Regions from separate parts of the Homo sapiens genome. Here region 2 is linked to region 1. The links are chromatin loops, found by intact Hi-C in ENCODE. Cell type or tissue: endothelial cell of umbilical vein. All regions are shown on one strand. Each heading gives the region's core, and the rest is flanking DNA. Links, peaks and the distances in the headings are about the cores only.

Region 1 (7,838 bases), core at 1,490-6,489:
CTTTTCCTGAAGAAAGCCTGCTGGTGTGCAGGGGCAGGCTCAATCTTTACGTCAGACAGAGTATGTGGGCTCAGGACCTGCCCTGTGACATGGTCCTAAAGTAAAACTTGGAGGGGCTCTGGGACGTCTGGGCTGCGAGCATGGCCCAGTCACCCGCTAGAGATGGGCAAAGCTGCGCTTTCTCAGTGCAGCTTCTGTACCCGGGAAACCTCAGCACTTTCTTGGGTGCAGGACTGGAGACGAGTGGCCACTTGCAAGCTGGAGAAGACCTTGGAATATGTCACTGATGCAAACACAGGAGACTTGGCTGAAGACCACACCTCCTGAACCTCACCTGGCAGGTTTAATAGACAGCCACCTAGTATTGTCACCTCTCTGTGGCCACCACCCTGGGACACAACCTATGACCCCAGGAGGTGATACCTCAGCCAGTCCCTGTACTTTGAGACCCACAGGCACCTTTCAAAGAGGCTTCTACCCCACAGGAACCTGGGGCGCTGCCACAGGTGTGAAAATGTTTTAGCAAGGGAAGCCCACAGTGGGTGAGCTCCGGTCTTTTTGCTGTTGTTGTTTGAATCAGAACAAAATGCACTACACGATTATTTCTGTGCATGAAATGCAAGGTTGCCAAGTTTAGGTTCCACCTGATGCTAATAACCTTAATTGTAAATCCTTTATGTATAGACTTGGGCTATAACAACCTCCTCGTGGCATTAAACTAAACGCTGACAAAGGTAGAGTGGGCCAAGCATCCCTGGCAGCCCCCAGAGGTGACATGGCAGCCCCCAGAGGTGACATTCCAGCCCCCGTCATCGTGTGTATTAAGTGACAGGGCTCATAAAACCCCACAGCTCCTTTCCCCACCCCTTGCAGTCTGGCTCCCAGAGGGGCAGATAGTTGGAGATTCTCATGCAAAATAAATTGCTCTGCACTTTCATTAAAAAGTAACTGCAACTGACTCAGCACTTTCAGGGTGAGCGGCAGGGAGGGGCTTTGTGGCAAAATCAAAGGACGGGGAGGAGGTGCCTGCCCCTGGGTTCACTCTGCGTCCCTGCCGCTGCAGCCTGCCCTTTGCTGTGGGTTCGGTTTCTCTGCATCCTAGTCCCAAGTCTGTGACCATTGGGTGTCCTTAAACAGGCAGCTGGAGATCCCAGAATTTGGATCATGATTTTACTGGAGCTGGGCAGGCCTTGACAGGGGCTCTAGCCCAGGGTTCCCTATTCTGGAACAAAACTAGGACCGGGCAGGGCTGCTGGGGGCAGGGACGGGGCTGGGACACCGGCCCCTGGGTCCAGCGAGTGTGTGAAGGGCTGCCTCCATGGTGCACTGGGCTGAGGTGTGGACGCAGGGCTTTCTGCACGGCAGGCGCGACGCTCATTTAAATAGCAGATCCGACCAAGGCCTTCCCTCTGCTCCACCCGCGGAGTGCTGCCCCGCTGCCTGCAGCCTGAAGCCCTAACCCTCTAAAGAGTCCCCTGAGCTACTCCCAGGGATCCCAGCTGGCCAAGGTCTCACTGACCCCAGGCATCAACTCTGGTGGCTCCTGCCCCCATTGATCTCTCGTCCCCCTCCCTGCCCACATCTTCCTCGTCCCTCTGCCATCTCAAGACATCACCTGCTCCAGAGAGCGTCCTGGACCAAGCATGGTCAGGAAGCCCTCGGCTTAGGCAGGGGCTCCCTGTCCAGTCAGGTAGCAGCCTCTGAGCAGGCAGCAGGTGACATTCATCTGCAGCTGTGGGCTACAGCGGGCGCCTCCTCCCCCACAGCTGAGAAATGCAGCATTCGGAGCTCGCAGGCATGTGGCCTAAGCAGGAGGGACGCATTGCCCCACGGTTTATGGGGCGAAGCATGATTGAGTGGATGGGGCATCAGGGCTGTCTTTGGAAAGGACACCTTTCCTGTGATCCTTTGCCCGTCGGCAGCCAGTCCAAGCAAACACAGCCCCTGCTCCAGGCAGTCGGCAAAGTGGCCTCCCCCACACCATGAAGGACGCTTTGAGCCCCTGGGAGCAGCCAGCAGCCAGGTGCAGCCCCACCAGCTTCAGAGTGGGCAGGACAGAGAGGCCCCTGCCCGAGCAACAGCAGCAACACAGCCCTGGCTGCCAAGGTCCTAACAACCCTTCTCCAAAAGGCGTCTGTGCACAGCGGGGCTGACTCTCAGGCTGCCACCAGCTGGAATGGGGTGGGGCTGAGCCCACGAGGCTGCCAGACCCTGGGGACGCTGGTCCTCAAGGCCTCTCTGCTGAAGGGCATCGGGATACAGGAGCTGGGGCAGGATCTTCCCTAGAAGCTTCTCAGCCCGTCCTCACTGATGAATCTCTTCCCTTAAAATGAATTTAGGTCCTTTAGCCCCAGACAAATAGACACACTCTCTAGCCCCTGGAAGGAAATGAGATTTTAATTTGGGATGATTTTATTCAGCAAATGCCCCCAAACCATGCACTTTTCAAAGGGAAACTCCAGGTTCAGTCTCGCCTTTTGGGGATAGAAAAAAAGACTTTTTAAAATCTTTTTCATTCCCAGCTCAAACTGAGAAGGGAAAACCTGTTCCTCTCAAAGGGGTCTTTTCCTATTTTCTTCTACTTCAGAAAACAGTCTTTCCTCCTGTCTGACGTCGTGGCTCTAGGTTTTTCTCTGCTCTGTTCTTCATGGGCCCCTGCCTAATAAATGTGTTACGATCAGAGGCAAGTTTACCACGGAGCTAATGATGCTCAAGCTTGGAGCCCTCATTTGCACGTGCAGTGTTGTGCTGGTAGCTGTTGAACAACCAGCTCTCTAGGGGGAAAAGCCTGATCTGTGGCATTTGCCAATCTCCATAGTGCGAGTACTCCCACCACGGCCAATTCTCAGGCTACCAGCATGATGTCATTGAGTGCAAAGTTGAGAGGAAAGATGTATAATTGGCTGTGATGAGTCAGTGCAAGCAGACATCAGCAGGCCAGGTCACAGGCTGTCTCCAGGCCCCTGCAACTGAATACACAAGGAGTTATGTATTCTTTTCATTAAAAAAAAAATACCCAGGCTGGGTGCAGTGTAATCCCAGCACTTTGGGGGGCCACAGCGGGGGGATCACTTGAGCCCAGGAGTTTTGAGACCAGCCTGGGTAACATAGGAGACTTCGTCTCTACTAAAAAGAAATAAAATTAACCAGGTGTGATGGCAAGTGCTTGTAGTCCCAGCTACTAGGGAGACTGAGGCAGGAAAATTCTTGGGCTCAGGACGCTGAGGCGGCAGTGAGCCATGATCACACTGCTGCACTCCAGCCTGGATGACAGATCAAGACCAAGACCCTGTCTCTCAACAAAAAAAAATGAACAAACTATATAGACCTCAGACCCCAACAAACTGAGTCTGCCTCATTACGATGTAGGGGTGGGGGTTCTTAAAGAGGTAGGGCGTGTGACCAGCTGACCAGCTGCCTCTCCATTGGTGGCCCTGCCCCAGGCTATGCTTAGACCAGGCAGCATAGAGCTATCAGTGTGGGTGAACCCACCTTTCTACTTTGACACTGGAGGAGCATGGAGTTTCCTGGCTTCCGGTCATTTGAACTTCCTGAAAATGTACCCAAGCGCTGAACTACTAGCACCTTCTAGCATGTCCTGGCCAGAGGGGTCCCAGCCTGCTTTCCTTCCCTTTCATCCTCCCCATGGTTCAGAGTTCCCCTCGGAGATCACAGCCTCCAGATGCAAACAGCCTGCCACCCTCAGGGCCAGGGTTGCAAGCACAGAGCCCTCGGGCCTTCCAGTGTTTTATACATATTTGAACCCACATATAGAAATCTGGGAGTTTCACATGCAAACCCAGATGTATGACTTTTCTTGAAGAATCAGAAGACCTGACCTCCTGGCCCTAAATCCCCACATGGCTGCAACAGGCAGGACTGATGGACAGCCACAGCCTTGGGGGACAGGACGTGGGCCATCTGGCTTCCCAGGCCACACCCTCTCAGGCTATCTCCCCAGTGCTCAGGCTGAAGAGCAGTGGCCTTTTCTTATGGTGTCTGCACAGTGGTTTTTCTTAAAGAAATATTTCCCTCTACCCAGGTTTCTTCCAAAAGTGGGAAATGAAAGATAGTACAAGTGGGCCATGTGTTTCAAGAGAAAGCACGTAGCATATTTCTTTGTATGAGTGAAGAATGTTCCTCTTGGGGCTATTGCGCTGAACCATTCCAGGGGATATATCACTCCGAAGTTTGTGGGAATGGCGCCTCCTAGAGTTGTGCATTGCACAGCACATGCAGCCTGATTCCTCTGTTTCCTATGCAAACTGGAACAGTGTCAAAATAACTCCACTTAGGATGCTATCGTTCTCATACAGAATTGGCTACATCACACATGCATGGTGGAGTCTGCCCACCTCCAAGATCTCACAGAAATTCCAGCCAGGAATGATGAGGGCAGACATAGGAAGGCAGGGCCAGACGGCAGGGCCAACGTGGAAGGTGCCTGCAGAGACAGCATGAGAACTGCCTGATAGGCATCTCATGAGTCAGAGAACTAGCGGGCCAGGTAGAAGGTTGGCCTGAGTTGAGATTCAGGCAGGGGATCAAGCAGCGCCCTCTGCTGGGCTGTCCCTTACTTTTGCATGGATCACCTTGCAGACTTCTGTTCCTCCTTCAGAGCCCAGCTAGGATGCTGACTCCTCCAGGAAGCCTTACCTTCTAGGACGTTAGTCGTGCCCTGCCCTGGGCTTCCTCTGAACCCTGTACACACCCAACGTTGTACATCCTTCTCTGTGTGCTGTGATTCTGTTGCCATGATCTGGCCCCACTCCAAGAACAGTGCCTGGTTCATGATTGTGTACCTGGTAATGGGGACAGTGCTGGTGCATAAGTGCGACTCAATGAATAATTAATTAAATGCATGAATGAATGGAGAAATGGATGGATGGATGGGTGGATGGAAGACACGTAGGAATTCCAGCCCTGGGGACCCAGGCTGGGGCCCAGCATTAGAACTGGAGTACGGGCAGGGTTTAGTCAGGGTGAGCTCCTTTGGGGACCAGATTTTACCAGGAGAGAACCCTAACCTGGAGTCTCTCCATGAGCTCCTGGCTGAGTTTCTGAAATCCTGCCACCCCCCACCCAGGAAAGCAGCTCCTGCTGGGGAGAATAGAAGCTGGAAGGGTAGCAGTCCGGCATCCAGGCCCCAGCTCAGCTCCATGGCTGTGAGTTCAATAGATGTCTACACTTTCCAAGGACATGGGTAACTGGTGCAGGAAATGTTGTGCACATTCCTCTTTGCACGACAGCTGGATTCACCCCCCAAAACCGCCCACCTCTGTGTCTCAGGGACACCAACCTGGACGTATGGGCCTAATTGCTGGCCCTTCCAGAGTACAAGTGGAAACACGTGGGCCAGTTGAGGGTAAAAAATGCAGTAAGTTAAAGGCTTCTGAGAGATAGTTACATAGTCAAAAAAAAAGGTCAAGAAAACTATTGCCAAAACCTGAAACTCTGGTCCTTGATTAATTGACTCAATCATAGAGGCTTTGGCCTACCTCTCTGAAGTTGAATGAATTAGTTGATTAGTTGCACAAAGTTGCTGCACCAACAGGAGGAGGGAAGAGGTCATTGGTCTTTAGCTAATGGCACGTCCCAGCAAGTTGCTTACAACCTGCCCTGGGCACGTCGACCTGGAGAACTGGAGGTTGCAGGGTCCCTCCGCACACTGGCTGTTGCCAAAAAAGGGATGTGGGGGCTGTGCTGGGCAGGACAGAGTGACCTTCCTCGAGGCTCCAGCTGTACATGGCCCAGATTTTATGCCCTTCCTCCAGCCTCCTTTCTTTCTCCTGCACTCCTCCCTCCCTTCCTTTCTGGTTCCCTCCCTCCATGTCCTCACGTTTTGACGCTTTGGGATTTGTTTTCTGACCCTTGGCCTCACTGCATGGGCAAGCCCCCTGCCTGTTTCTCTCCTGCCTGGAGAAGGGAGAATGGGAAAATGATACCTCTAGACAGATCTCGTCCATGCTGCCTTGGCTTTGAGGAAAGAAATCACCACCCTTGTCATAATTATTGATGGGAACTGGATTTGCTGAGTTAGAGGTTGGGAGAAGGGTTGATATTATGGCCACAGGACTTGATTTGGTCAATAAAGCAAATTGGTTTAAGTGAAAATAAAGCAGCGCTCACAAGTATGTTAGAAGAATAAAGTAATTGCTGCCCAAGGTGCACGGAATATAAATCTCTGTTTGCTTGAAATTATTACAATGTCGTATTGATTACTTAGAACCTGCCATTGCCTTTTAAGTTATAGTTTATTAAAGGGTAATGTGTTTAACAAACATTTTCCCCGGCATGCACCATTGAAACACACAGAAGTTACACGGGCGCGTTCCCCCAAACCCCCACTGCAGCCTTTGGTTGTTCTGTGGTCACGTGATTAACTTTCCAGGCTCAGCTTGCAGGCACCAGGGTGGTCACCCACAGGGGTTCTGGTGAACTCAAGATCCTGCCAGAACCCTGGGAGAGGTGCATGGAAGGGCTCAGAATGCGCTGACCACACTGACGTGTTTTTTTGTTTACTGCTCTGCCTGGCCAACAAGATAAGTCCATGAAGTCACCAGCACCGTCCATGTTTCTCACTGCTTCCTCGGCGTTCCTCCAGAACCAAGCGTTACACCCCAACACAGGATGTGTGCCATAAATACTGGTTGCATGAATGGCTATTTTTTTTTAACTTCACTTTTTTCTTAATTAAAAATTTTTAATTACAAAGGCAAACAGGCTCATTATAACAAATGAATACAATTTTAAAATATTTTTCTAATTAGAAAAATTAGGCGTACTCATAGTAGAACATTTATAAGACATGGGAAAGTACTAAAAGGATAATAAAAACCACCTATAATCCCATCACCCAAAAATAACCTCTGTTTACATTTTGTTATATTTCCTGCCAGTTTGTTGTTGTTGTTGTTGTTGTTTTTTGCTATACTCATGCCTATGGGTATTTTTTCTTTTCACAAAGTTGATAATATAAGATGAGGTTTAGTGTTTTGCTTTTTTTTCACTTACCATTGTATAAAAGCATTTCCCCCGTCATTCACTGTTTCTCAAAACATATTTTTTTGTTTTTTTTGTTTGTTTGTTTTTTTGAGACAGAGTCTCACTTTGTTGCCTAGGCTGCAGTGCAGTGGCGTGATCTCGGCTCACTGCAACCTCTGCCTCCTGGGTTCAAGCAATTCTCCTGCCTCAGCCTCCTGAGTAGCTGGGATTACAGGTGTGTGCCTCCTGAGTAGCTGGGATTACAGGTGTGTGCCTCCTGAGTAGCTGGGATTACAGGTGTGTGCCTCCTGAGTAGCTGGGATTACAGGTGTGTGCCACCATACCTGGCTAATGTTTGTATTTTTAGTAGAGACGGGATTTCGCCATGTTGGCCAGACTGATCTTGAACTCCTGGCCTCAAGTGAATCTGCCCGCCTTGACCCCTCAAAGTGCTAGGATTACAGGTGTAAGCCACCACGCCTGGCCTAAAACACAGTGTGTGTGTGTGTGTGTGTGTGTGTGTGTGTGTGTGTGTGTTTGAGCCGGAGTCTTGCTCTGTCACACAGGCTGGAGTGCAGTGGCGCGATCTCGGCTCACTGCAAGCTCCACTTCCCGCATTCACGCCATTCTCCTGCCTCAGCCTCCCGAGTAGCTGGGACTACAGGCGCCCTCCACTACACCCGGCTAATTATTTTTGTATTTATTAGTGGAGACAGGGTTTCACCGTGTTAGCCAGGATGGTCTCGAACTCCTGACCTCGTAATCCGCCCACCTCGGCCTCCCAAAGTGCTGGGATTACAGGTGTGAAACACCACACCCAGCCTAAAACACAGTTTTTAATGGCTGCGTAATAT
Region 2 (7,838 bases), core at 1,597-6,596, 220 kb after region 1:
AAAAAACGCCAGGAATAGAATTCATCAAAATTTAATTAATTTAAATGAATTTAGATTAATTTGACAACCTGTTTCTTATATATAATCTTAAGAGAAAAAATGAGTTGAAATTATAACATGGGAATTTTCTCTATCAACTCAACTATATTCAATGCCCCCTCTTCTTAACCTTACACTAATACTTTATTTAGTCATCTTTAAGATTTCTGAGAAAAGGTCATAGTTCAAAAAATCTTAAAACTGCTAATGTTTCTGGAGATATTATTTCCCATCTAACTAGACTTATGTTGGTGCTAATCTTTATTTATTATATTTTAACCCAGAAGTTGGCAAATGTTTTTCTGAAAGGCCAGATAGTAAATACCTTAAGCTTTGTGGGCTGTATGGTCTGTCCCAACTACTCAGTTCTTTTAATGTAGCAGGAAAGCAGCCACAGACAACACATAAATGAATGGCTATGGCTGTGTTCTAATACAACTTTATTTATACAAATAGATACTGGACTAGATTTTGGCCCACAGGTTGTAGTATGCCAACTTGATGATAGAAGAATTTAGTTTTTATAAGTTCTTCTTAATAATGACCTTAACCCTAGATTTAAAAGCTTTAAAAGGGCCGGCCATGGTGGCTCATGCCTGTAATCCCAACACTTTGGGAGGCCGAGGCAGCCGGATCACTTGAGGTCAGGAGTTCGAGACCAGCCTGGCCAACGTGGTCAAACCGTGTCTCTACTAAAAATACAAAAATTAGCTGGCCATGGTGGCGTGTGCAGGAGAATCTGTTGAACCCGGGAGGCAGAGGTTGCAGTGAGCCAAGATTGTGCCACTGCACTCCAGCCTGGGCGACAGAGCAAGACTCTGTCTCAAAAGAAAAAAAAGAGAAAAGCCTAAAAAGCCTTAAAATTTTAAAGATTTAAAGGCTCATTTATTTAAAACTATAAATAATTGCTAAAGGAAAAATTTGTTTTTTGGGGGAAAAAAGCAGCTATACTCTTACGTAAACTTAACTAATTAATCCTCTCTAGACTTAAGGAATTGTTCTCAATTAAAATATTTCAGGTCCCTTGTGATAGAGCTGGCTCGGAGACGTTTTTTTTGAAATGTAAGAAAAAAAGAGGACAAAAATCTCCATTTCTCCCTCTATTCCCTCTCACCCTCTGCATATATATAGATAATCTTTCTTTCCATTTTAAAAAACCTCCAAGAGAATAGATGCATGCCCTAGTGTTCAGTTCAACTACAACTTGTAGTATCATGCATGTTATATGCAATTAATATCACCTGCTGCAAGGACAACATTTTTACGGGAGGTGGTTGCTTATGCGTTTTTGAAACTTGTTAGTTTCTGGTATGTTAATGACCGTTTTTAAGAGCACATTTTCAGAAGGTGCTTTTCAATGCAAACCAGAATCCCAACCTCAATTTCTTTAATGCCTGCTGCATTCTATTGTGAACTCCTAAAACTCCTACTCATGCATGGAAAGTTGGAATCTCATGACACCCCTTATGCCTCACGACATCTATGCAAGTTTGAGAGATAGGGGCTGAGAAGGTTCCTTCTATCCTGGTGATATTTAGCTAACTCTGTGAACCAAGGAATAGCGTATATATGGCTTTGTATGATTGCCAATAAGATCTTCTCTCCCTCGTTCTTCCATCGGAGAAGTCACAGTGGCACTCCCTCTAACAATCCCCAAGTTGAAATTAGTCTTGGGAGGCAGAGCATTCTCTGAGGAAGATTTATAGTCGTGGAAATTATGTTAAGATAAAATACTTATTTTTGGGCCGGGCGCGGTGGCTTACGCCTGTAATCCCAGCACTTTGGGAGGCCGAGGCGGGCGGATCACGAGGTCAGGAGATCGAGACCATCCTGGCTAACATGGTGAAACCCCGTCTCTACTGAAAATACAAAAAATTAGCCGGTTGCGGTGGCGGGCGCCTGTAGTCCCAGCTACTCGGGAGGCTGAGGCAGGAGAATGGTGTGAATCCGGGAGGCGGAGCTTGCAGTGAGCCGAGATAGCGCCACTGCAGTCCGGCCTGGGCAAAAGAGCGAGACTCTGTCTCAAAAAAAAAAAAAAAAAAAAAGATAATATACTTATTTTGTTAATTTGTAAAGTATTCCATATTTAAAACATGGTTTATACATTGAAAAATAATATTTTCCCAGCTACTGGAGGCTGAGGTGGGAGGATTGCTTGAGCCCAGAAGGTCGAGGCTACAGTGTGTCATGATAGTGCCACTGTACTCCAGCCTGCACAACAGAGTGAGACCCTGTCCCAGAAAAGAAAAGAAAAGAAAAGAAAAATAATATCTGGAAACTTACAGAATTAAATTTTATGGGACAGTATTTGTTAAACACTAATACTGACCCAAACTCCTACGTCAGTGGAGCAGGGGGAGATCTAAAAAGGCAGAATTAAGACACGACAGACAAATTCCAGCAGCAGAGCAATCAGAAAATACCACTTGTGTCTTGAAATGTTTAGTCTTTGCTTGGGGAAGGCTAAGAAAAAGCACCAAATATTTTTCACTGAGTACAGCTCACTTTTATCCCCCTTTCCTTCAGGCCTACCTCTTAATTTATCCAGTAACTTAAAGTGAAATTAACAAACTCTCGATACTGTCATCAGGGTTTTTGGTTGTTTTGTTTTTTGTTTTTCTGTTTTTTGTCTTGGACACAATAGCTGTGTTTAGGAGAGAACTTTTGTTCTACACAAAGAGATTATTTAAATTAACAAAAGTGATTTCTCAGCAAATGACTGAAGGATTTTTAAGGTTTAAGAAACTTTTAAAGTACATATGCTGAAAAGATACTTTCATTTGGATTTTGAGTATATCTAACAGGATATTATTCAGTTGCATAGAGAAAAACCAAGATACCTCATATGTTAGCAGGTAGTTCAGTTACATAACAGATTTATCCTCAAGGTATTGAGACTTGCTTGACCTAAAAAAATAAAAACTAAAATGCCTGTTTTTCTAGACAGAAAATGTCTTTCCACTTCTCTAAGACATTTATTTTTCGTGGATAGTAGAAAGTGTTCTCATAGATGAGTGACACCGCTCTTTGAAAAGCAATTTCTAGACAAATTCCTCCTTTCCCGATACGAGACACTATTTCTGTGAGAAGGCTTTATAAACTGTAACAATCACTATGGGTGTTATTAAAAGCAGTGGGAATGCTAGTATTTAATTAACCTATTTCTTATAAACTGCTGGCCTAGTCACCTGTGTTCAGTAAAGGCAGGTGCAGTTATTTTACTGGAACAAAACCTTAATTGGAGGAAGAAGAAATAACACTTTTTAGTCACATATTTTCAAACAACATATTTTCTTTTTATTTGAGAACCGGGTTTCCAAACACTTTGCCAGAAGCTGGTAAGTAGGGGTCTCAACAGAGCAGCTCTGCTGTGTGCTTCTGAGAACAGCCCCGGGTCATAGCTGCACTGGGTCATTACCAAGTTCTGAAAATTACGCTTACACTTTTGGCTGTTTTATGTACACTTTTATCCAAGGGACAGTTCTCTAACAATGCGGGGAAGTGTACTGAGAAGTAAACAGTGCTCTAGGGTCAACAAATGTGTTCTCACACTTCCGTAGCTCAATTTGGCATGAGGCATAGTTTCTAAGTGGCCCGATGTGTTCATGAGAAGTAAGACGTGAATGTGGGATGTGTCATCATGGATGTATTTTAAATCTTCAAAGTAATTTTGTCTCACTTGCCTCTTTTAGGAAATGAATATTTTTGGAACACAGTGGTGTGTGTTAAATTGCAGACAACATGCTCTGTGTCATTCTTATTGGGCCTCTCTGTCTTTTTTGTTTTGCAATCCAAATGAGATTTCTGGAAAATGGCAAGATCTCTCTTTTCCTAAATTCCCCACAAGCTATTGCAGCTCTCAAAGCAACAGGTAATAATCAGAAAGCCGCATCCGCTGCCCTGTCTATTTTTGACGTCCAGCATTGCGAGAATATTCCCGCTGAACTCCACTGACTCATGAGACATTTCTCTGGCTGAGCATCACTGAGTAGATGTAATGAAGCAGCTTTGCCTTACGCTTTACCCATGGAGCCATTGTTTGCTACAAGTTTCTGAAGCAGGCCTACTTCATTGATTCATAAATGATCATTGGACGTCTGATGGAAGTAAACCCTGTGGGCTTTTGCTGGCTTTCAGTGCTGTTGCTTACGACATCACTTCAGTACATTACGATGCAACTTTTTGGGAAGGGGGAATTGAGACTACAATGGTATCCCAGAGTGGTGATTATTCTCAGCCTAGAATGCTTGGGGAAATACTGGGATTGTCTTTAATGTTAATAGCTGAATGGTAACAGGTCAGTCTTGCTATTCTAATTACTGTGAGTCTGAGCCAATAAGAGTTCTACTTTGCAAGTTACTGATAGGAGTCAGAAATGTGGCCGCACAGCTCTCCTGAGGGCAGCACTGGCGCTGTGGGAACTGTAGCTTCTGTCCTGCATTGCCTCTATGAGCTCAGGGAAGACTGCTTTGCCTGTCTTCTGTGTAAGTGAATTTAGAAGTAAGTGCAGTTATAATTTTTTTTTTTTAGATAGCCTGGACATTTTTAGATTCAGTTCTTTCTTAGCCCTGAATGAGTCGAACAGTTGTAATTCCTTAAGAGAACTGAGCACTCAGTAACCCTTAGCTAAGTGTGTGTAACATAACAAAAGTTTATCATGCACCTGTGTTCCAAGTTCTATAGATATGGTGACCACAGGTCCTGGATTTTCAAGTCTAATTCCAATTTCAAAAATTCTTGTCTATATTTACCAAGTTTGTATACTGAAAAATTTGCTTACAACATAGGTAATGTTAATGAAACCAGTTCAGTCCATTGATTTTGGTTTCAGTCTACAAAATTGAATTTTTTTCCTTCCAATGAATTTTTCAGTTGTTTTTATATAATATGAACACAGCATTTGTAAGACAGATTAGTAACAGACAGATAGAAAACGATCTAATTCACTTTTTTTTTTTAAGACTAACAAGCAGCTCATGCCTGTAATCCCAGCACTTTTGGGGGCTGAGGCAGGAGAATTGCTTGAGGCCAGGAGTTCAAGACCAGCTTGGGCAATATATTTAGATCCCCTGTCTAGACAAAAAAATTTTAAAATTAGCCAGGTATGGTGATGTGTACCTGTAGTCTAGCTACTCAGGAGGCTAAGGCTAAGGATTGCTTGAGCCCAGAAATTCCAGGCCACAGTGAGCTATGACTGTTCCACTGCACTCCAGTCTGGTCAACCCTCTCTCTAAATAAGTGGAGAAAATAAAAGCTAACAAGCAGGAATAATTATTATTACAAAAGCAGCACATACTAATTGTAGTGAATTCTGGAAATACAAATAACCAAGGAGAATCACCCAGAGATAATAATGGTTAAACTTCTATTTTGTATCCTTCTCATTGGTAAAGATTTATTTTTAACATCTGCCTGAATAATCATTCATGTCCTTAACTAATAACAAGGTGATCATAAATTTAGCCATTTGAAACACTCTGATTTGAAACATCTATTTCTTAAAATTTGTTTTAAAATTCTAGTATATGTTATTCTAAATCACTTTGGTGATATAATTGTTTTCTGTTTCTTTGGAGGCAATATAACATTCAAACATTATTTTATCCAGTTGACATTTGATTTAAAACAAAACAAAAATTAAGCCCCACTGTCTCATCCTAATAATCTACTCTCAAGTAACATAAAACTTCATTTATGATTTCACTAGGGCAGATAGTAAGCCTCTCAATTTCATGTTAACTTTCAGAGGTAAGTTAACATCTATATGGTCCATAAATTGCAAATTGGAGAATAAAGCTAAAAATCTCCCTTGATTCTTACACACATTCTTTTCACACATTTTAGGATTCTAAATAATTGTGTTGTAAAATCAATAAGTACATTTTATGTGAGGGTCTTCCCCCACCAAGAATGTTTTTTATTAATAAAATCAATATAGTGTCTTATAAAAGATGACACCTTAGAATTGAGAAAATGTAATTGTTGTTAATTTCATCTCATACCATGGAAATTTTCCAAATGCATGTTTCTTATAAAGTCTTTTAGAAAAAACAATAAAATATGATTTTTAAAATACTTCTGTGTTATCCTGGGAGATATTTTTAGAGACAGTGAAATGTTGAAACTATAGGTTTGGAAGTCAGACAAACCTGGACTCAATTCCCTGTTCTGCCATTTATTAACTGTGTGAATTGGGGCAGATTGCTTAATTCCTATAAATCTCAGATTCTGCATTTACAAATTGGAGCTAATGGCAGTGTTGTGAGGACTACATAAAGTAACAGATATTAAGTAACCTGTATAGCTATTGGAATTTAATACTTTTTCTCTCTCATTTTCCCCTTTTTTTTCTAATTCCTCCTTGAACGACTTTCTGTAAAAAATGTTTGTGCCATTTAAGTCATTTTGATGTCATGTATAATGCTAGCATACTATGATAACTTTATCATGAAGCTAAGAACTAAATTCTCCACTTTAACTCAGGAGTTGTGGAAGCCTGGAAAATATATCTGAAAATTGCATTGTTCTCATTTTTCCTGCGTAGACATTGTACGTGGACATGCACCTCTCCTTAACCTCGTGGTCTGTGAGGCCATCACTAATTTCATAGAGTATTTACTTGACAACTTTAAAACCTTATGAAAACTTAACTTTTTAATTAGTTCTGAAAGAAACTGAAAAAACTGCAAAAACAAATGTGACCATTTTAACTAAAAGAAAAATGTTTAGGGTATACCTCCCCTGACCAGCTGATTATAGATTCTTTGGTATGAAACCACATAAAACATTTCTGGCTTATAATTCACTCTCCTTTTTATTTCATCTCAATGATGAACTTAATATTTCTAAAGCATTCCTGTTCATTCGAGAAAAATTGTGAATGTATAACATCGTCGTGTTTATGCTATCAGATTTTGAGTTCAGAATTCCTCAAATTATAGACATCTCATCAGTGATGGAGTCACTGTCGCATATTTGTGAATGAGGTCTGTGCTAGTGCAGAAAGAAAATGTAGCATTTGAAGTGGCATGCACACGCTGCAGAAATTCAGCAGATAGGTCTGCACAAGTACAGATATTGCATGTCCAGAAGCGAAGTTGGCATCAGTGCATGCCTTGCATTTCCAGCCAAAGGGATGTTAGTATAGATATTGCATGTTTAAAAATTGAACAGACTATAGCATGTTTCAATTTTTAAAAAGCCATTTATTTATCAAGTATGCATGTCCAAAATTAGGGACCTATAGTGATGTACAATTCTATACTGTAATATGACCCAAATTAATCCATGGTATATTTAATTATAAAATTTAAAACTAAATGATATTTGGATCTACTCATGAACATAGCAATGTATTCTAACTGTGCCTGTTAACAAAAAAAGATTCAACAGTTTTAGAGATACACTGTTTGTCACTGTCATTTATAAAAATCACACTAGGACCAAGCTAGGGCTTGGTATATGTAGTAAGTAAATCAGACAAGTAAGCAAGTTTTCAAAGATTATAATTCTTTTTAGTATTACTGATAACATCATAAAGCTTTTCTTCTAAAAGAGAGCATCTTCTCTATGAAGAGATTGTATCAACTTTGCAGAATACTCAGAAATGATTCTGCTTGGAAGTGGTAAATATAAATGTTTTCTTAAATTGCTATTATACCATATGTGCCATTCCAGACTCTCAACCTATACAATATAGCAATAACTGATTACTGGTTTTTTCACACTATTTTCTTTCTGCCTGAGTATTATCAGGTTTTACTTGAGGCTGGGCCTGGTAGGCTCATGCCTGTAATTCA

Evidence for each region. Hi-C counts contacts between places; a loop is a spot of excess contacts. Peaks named below come from ENCODE experiments on the same cell type or tissue, not always from the same donor. Only the 100,000 strongest peaks of a DNase experiment are listed, where the experiment ranks them.
Region 2: a loop joins it to region 1, with 2.5 times the contacts of the local background. A loop is called at or near these places in 1 of 110 quality-filtered maps.

The regions. Positions count from the first base shown.
Region 1 is chr1:7,535,360-7,543,197 of GRCh38, forward strand. All of the region lies in intron 6 of CAMTA1 (calmodulin binding transcription activator 1), which reads left to right. Among named protein-coding and RNA genes, the nearest start is that of CAMTA1-AS1, 98 kb to the left of the region's middle. RefSeq lists an enhancer at 2,859-3,564. In endothelial cell of umbilical vein, for the core only: a CTCF peak has its summit at 4,570 (motif pointing left); no DNase peak of the experiment used is centred there.
Region 2 is chr1:7,756,872-7,764,709 of GRCh38, forward strand. All of the region lies in intron 22 of CAMTA1 (calmodulin binding transcription activator 1), which reads left to right. Among named protein-coding and RNA genes, the nearest start is that of VAMP3, 11 kb to the right of the region's middle. In endothelial cell of umbilical vein, for the core only: no CTCF peak of the experiment used is centred there; a DNase peak (open chromatin) is centred at 3,500; H3K27ac peaks cover 435 bases.